2 separate regions of the Homo sapiens genome follow, and region 1 is linked to region 2. Evidence: chromatin loops called from intact Hi-C (ENCODE). Cell type or tissue: psoas muscle. All regions are shown on one strand. Links, peaks and the distances in the headings refer to the core of each region. The heading gives the core; the rest is flanking DNA.

Region 1 (2,817 bases), core at 233-2,732, 290 kb after region 2:
TCCTTGTTACTCTCATGTGTTGAGCTCCTGAACTCAGGTGAGTGAGTGTATAGTGAGTTTGGTAGCTGAGGGAAACCGCATCCTCTGAATTCATTTTGTTCTTGAGTATCAAATCGGAACTAGTACCTCAAGCTCAGATAATGAGGGATTTGTCAAAAACCGTATGTGAAATTACTTGCCACTCATGGTGGAAAGGGGGAAGATGGGATATGCAGGGATATTTGGGTCTCCCTTATGCTGGTTCAGTGCAACTTCATTTGACAAAACAATTATTCCTCAATTCCACATGTTCTGTTTCCTTTATTGTCCTAGAAAGAGTTGTTTTAATCCCCTATTACTACCTTTAGACTCCCAGTCAGTGCTAAATCCCCTCACATCTGATTTCTTCCCTCCGCATTAAGTGGAATCCGAATTTACAAAGCTAATTAAACATCCCTTTGTTGACAAATACAGGGGATACATTTCTGTTGTTATCTCAGCTTCTAGGCAGCATTTGACATTGTTGACCACCTAAACCTTAGAATACTTTTGTCTTTTCTGAAACAGCAGTGTTTTCTGGTTTTCTTCTCATCTCTCTGGTCATTTAGTTTATTTCCTAGTTTTTCTTCTCTGGCTCTTAAACGTTGATATATTGTTCTATAGCAGAAGCCCTCATCTCTTCTCACTCTATATTGGCTGATCTGATTTACTGGTATGGCACAAGTTACCCTAATTAAAGCTTTTGGGCAGTAAATGAGCCTTTTAACACTGATAGAACTTTATATATAGATCACTGTGTTACTTATTTGGACATTTAAAATGTAGCAGTCATATAGATTATACAAAATTCAGACTCTGCACATCTGTATATCTGGAATGAACTCATAATGTAATAGTAATTGAAATATTCCCGTTATTTAGGCTAGAATCAAACTTGAATCTTAGAGGCAACTCAGTTATTCTCGAGTGTTAGAAAATATAATTTTTAAATCCTTTTTATTAACTGAATTGGGAATCTACAAGCTAAGAAGTAAATATATTAAGCACCCTTTAAAAATCTAGCTTTAAATCTATGTAGTGTTGATTTTAGTTATTCTGAGTGGTTATTCATATTGTCATAAAGTAGTTTCTAAAAATTGTACTTTAAAGTTTCCATGAGCAGTTCAGTGGAATGAGGTTTGTTTGATAAACACTGCCCTCCTGTGGTTAACGTAAGCTAACAGTTTTGCAAAACTACTGTAGTCATTTCCGCTTGTGGAAGATAATGTAATGGTTCATACAGCATGTTTGCTCAGTAATATATGTGGCCAAGAAAGGGTTTTTTTCCCTCATTCTCTCCCTCTTGGTTTTTTCCTAGTGTGTCTGCACATTCTTCTCATTTCTATCCATGCACATTTTCTTTCTTTTTTTGGTGGGGGAGGCAGAGTCTCATTGTGTCACCGAGGCTGGAGTCCAGTGGCACGATCTCGGCTCATGGCAACCCCCACCTCCCAGGCTCAAGCGGTTCTCGTGCCTCAGCCTCCCGAGTAGCTGGGATAACAGGCGTGTGCCACCATACCCAGCTAATTTTTGTATCTTTAGTAGAACCAGGGTTTGGTCATGTTGGCCAGGCTGGTCATGACTGAGCCCGGCCCATGCACTTTTTCTTATGTGAATTATAAGAGTTAAATGTAAACGAATACAGAAAAAGTATTAAGCTATCAAAGGGAGGGAAGCTACATTTAAGTGTAAACATGCTTAAAGAAATAGAAAAGACCAGTCAGTTACAATACATAAAATTAATAAAAACTTTAATGGAAAATCAATAGTGATAAAAAGATGAAGAATAAACTGGAAGAAAGGGTTTGTAGTAAATGTGACAGTAAATGTTTCAATATATTTAATGTAAATTAGAGAGCTCTCACAAATGGTATATAAGTGGACAATAGCCAATGAATAGCCAATTCACAAGTGAGGAAATACAGTAATTAAAGCACAAAAGTATATTTAAATCCATAATGCTGCTTTATAAAATGATACTCATATTAATAGTGGTATTTGAAACAGAAATCAAATCACCTTTGGAGCATGCCAGAAAACCAGCTAATTATTCTGAAAACAGTAAATACAAAAATAAGTTACTTATCCTGCCCTTTTCTTTCTTTCTTTTTTTTTTTTTTTGGAGAAGGAGTTTTGCTCTTGTTGCCCAGGCTGGAGTGCAGTGGCACAATGTTGGCTCATTGCAACTTTCGCCTCCCAGGTTCAAGTGATTCTCCTGCCTCCTGCCTCAGCCTTCGGAGTAGCTGGGATTACAGGCATGCGCCCCCACACCTGGCTAATTTTTGTAGTTTTAGTAGAGATGAGGTTTCACCATGTTGGCCAGGCTGGTCTCAAACTCCTGACCTCAGGTGGTCCACCTGCCTTGGCCTGCTGGGATTACAGGCGTGAGCCACCGCATGCAGCCTTATCCTGCTTTTTTAATATGAATTGTACCTCGGGTAACCAAATAGATAGTGGAAAGCATCTATTTTTAGAAGGACTCTGGCTTATAAATGAAAAAGGAACGATAGACTATCAGCACTTTCCAGCCCCTAAATAAAATGATGGAGATAGTGATCATCGGTGGCTGCTAAAACAATTAGATTGAAATGCTGATGGGAAACTTTATAATAAGTGGATCAGATAGACCACATCTATCCCACTGATATATCTTAGCATCTCAAAAAAGAGATCATAGATGTTTTGTGTGTTCTGATGTGGTGTGGTAGGAAGTATACCATAAGCCTATGAAGTTTTCTTGCTAAAATAAAATCTGAATCTGAGCAAGCCTCTAGATTTCGATTCTAATTTTCAGGAAAT
Region 2 (2,817 bases), core at 14-2,513:
TTCTCTTGAATCATTTTATTTCAGTGGATAGTTTTTATTTTAGAGATCATTTTTTCATTATTTGTTCTTTTTTATAGCATCCTATTCTTAATTTATGGATCCCATGTCATTCAAAAATATTGCTTAAAGTGAGTTTGGGGTTTTTCTTTGGTTTTCCTTACCTTTTTTCCCCTGAAGTCTCCTTTTTATGTTTGTTAGTTGTTTTACTGTCTCTTTTATGTCAACATGAAGAACTGAATATCTGACTCAATCTGGGTGTCAGGTATGTGGATTGTTATTTTTATTTATTTTATTTATTTTTATTATTATTATTTTTTGAGACGTTGTTGCTCTGTTGCCAGGCTGGAGTGCAGTGGCACAATCTCAGCTCACTGCAACCTCCACCTCCTGGGTTCAAGCAATTCTCCTACCTCAGTTTCCTGAGTGGCTGGGATTATAGGTGTGTGCAACCATGCCCGGCTATTTTTTTCTGTAGATTGTTATTAATTTTCCTATACTTTTCTTTATGTTGACTGATTTCGTATATACGGTTTTGGTAGATTGGAAACTTTGTATGTGTTTATATGTCCTCAGAACTGGAGGAATCTGCTATAAGGGGCCTTTTTGTTGGTGAACTTCCATGTGACAGAAGGACTTCCTAATCTTCTGCCTGAGTACATGTATTTGGCTGCTAAAATTCTGGGAAAGGGAAGGAAGAATGAAGGAAAGAAGCTTAGGAGCCCATTATTCAAGACAGGCGTCCACTTCATTCCTTGTTTTTGATACTATGACTCACCTCCACCTCTCTCTGGGCCTGGTGGCCTCACATCTGAAGCCTCTATAGTTTCATTTCTGCAAATAATAAGGCTTGAAGAGGGGTGACAGCAACTCCTGGCTGTGAGGGGTGGGAAGGGACACTTGGGATCCGTTATTTCCTTGCTCCATTTTTAGCCCATTGCCATATGCCTCAGTTGTCCATGGTAACTGGTACCTATAAATCCTGGAACTCTTGGGATCCCATCAGAGAAAATATACCCACTTCTTATCGACATCCCCCTTTGAAAACAATGAGGTTGTAACTTATGCTCCACGTCAGTTAGCTCTGTTTTCCATCTTCCATTTTTTAAAGACTAATATTTACATACATAAAAATTTTAATTCTCACTTGCTGATGTCTCTTGCTCCCTAATTTTTATCTTTGTAGGTTTATACTTTTAAAATTCCGTGTCTGCCATGCTGGTGGGGGTAGGGAGAGATCATTTAATTTTGTGTGGCTATATATTACCCTAAAATCTTGATGGGCTTTTGAGAAATCTCTCATGGCACACTGAAGAAATGCAGTTTCCAGCATTGGTCACACGGTGGCGGAGCGACCCTACGTTTAATTTATAGTTTCTCCATGCAAGCCCCACTGCCAACCCCACAAGAGTTGGGGTATTGGAGTCCTGGCTAATCCAGCAAGGTGGACTACAGAATTGTAGAATATTTCCATTGAACTGTTGGAGAGCTTTCGAGTCCATCTCCTTTAGAGACAAGGAAATGATTCACAGGAGTCAACTAATGTATCCAATACCCGGAAGTAGTAAGAATAAATTTGAACTTTAAATTTTTTTTTTTTTTTTTGAGGCGGAGTCTCACTCTGTTGCCTAGGCTGGAGTGCAGTGGTGTGATCTCGGCTCACTGCAACCTCCGCTTCCCAGGATCAAGTGATTCTCCTGCCTCAGCCTCCTGAGTAGCTGGGATTACAGGCATGCGTTCCCATGCCTGGCTAATTTTTGTATTTTTAGTAGAGACGGGGTTTCACCATGTTGGTCAGGCTGGTCTCAAACTCCTGACATTGTGATCCTCCCACCTCAGCTTCCCAAAGTGCTGAGATTACAGGCATGAGCCACCAGGCCCCGCCTTTTTTCTTTTTCTTTCTTTCTTTTTTTTTTTTTGAGACAGTCTTGCTCTGTTGCCCAGGCTGGAGTGCAGTGGCATGATCTCGGCTTACTAATACCTATCTCAGGTTCAAGTGATTCTCCTGCCTCAGCCTCCCAAGTAGCTGGGATTACAGGCACGTGCCACCACACCAGGCTAATTTTTATATTTTTAGTAGATGCAGGGTTTCACCATGTTGGCCAGGCTTGTCTCAAACTCCTGACCTCAAGTGATCCACCAGACTCGGCCTCCCAAGTGCTGGGATTACAGGCGTGAGCCACTGTGCCCAGACTAAAAGTTATAATTGAAGTTGCCTTTGAATCAAGATGGGACTGTGAATGTATGGAAGTGGGGGTGGGGAAAAGGAGGCCGCTGCATCCCCTGCTTGAATGTGATGGGAGAGGGAAGCTGAAGGAACGTCACCGGTTCACTCACTGCATGTTCTGAGCACCTGCTGCGTGGACAGCAATGCAATAAGATTTGTGAAAACACAAAAAGGACTAGAGTCCCTGCCCACCACTCGCTCACAATCCATTAAAGAGATAAGCCAGTTAACCACAAACAAGGAAGTAGGCAATAAATGCCCAACGGAAAAGCAGGCCAAATGTATTCTTCTCGGGATTTAGAAGAGAAAGGCAACTGCTCTGCTCAGAAGTGGGGAATATACCTGCTGGTGGGATTCGGGCTGGCCTTGGGAAAATAGCATAGGGCCACCTTTCTCAAATTGTAATTTGTGTGAGACTCCTCTGGGGCTTTTGTGTAATCATAGATGTGAATTGTGCAGAGCAGCTGCAGTTCTCAGAAGCTCCCAGGTGATTCCCATGCAGGTGATCTGAAGAACACACTTTGAGTAGCAAGGGTATGGGAACTGGTTCATGAACTTGGCTGCACATGGGAATCACATAGGAAGTTAAAAAC

What was found. A loop is a pair of places that touch in the nucleus more often than their neighbours do. Peaks named below come from ENCODE experiments on the same cell type or tissue, not always from the same donor. Only the 100,000 strongest peaks of a DNase experiment are listed, where the experiment ranks them.
Region 1: it touches region 2 in a loop (18-fold over the local background); 38 of 110 quality-filtered maps call a loop at or near these places.

The regions. Positions count from the first base shown.
Region 1 is chr2:25,850,470-25,853,286 of GRCh38, reverse strand. All of the region lies in intron 1 of ASXL2 (ASXL transcriptional regulator 2), which reads left to right. Among named protein-coding and RNA genes, the nearest start is that of ASXL2, 27 kb to the left of the region's middle. In psoas muscle, for the core only: a CTCF peak has its summit at 1,178 (motif pointing left); no DNase peak of the experiment used is centred there; H3K4me3 peaks cover 510 bases; H3K27ac peaks cover 2,247 bases.
Region 2 is chr2:26,143,793-26,146,609 of GRCh38, reverse strand. No RefSeq gene overlaps it. Among named protein-coding and RNA genes, the nearest start is that of GAREM2, 28 kb to the left of the region's middle. In psoas muscle, for the core only: a CTCF peak has its summit at 1,345; a DNase peak (open chromatin) is centred at 1,369.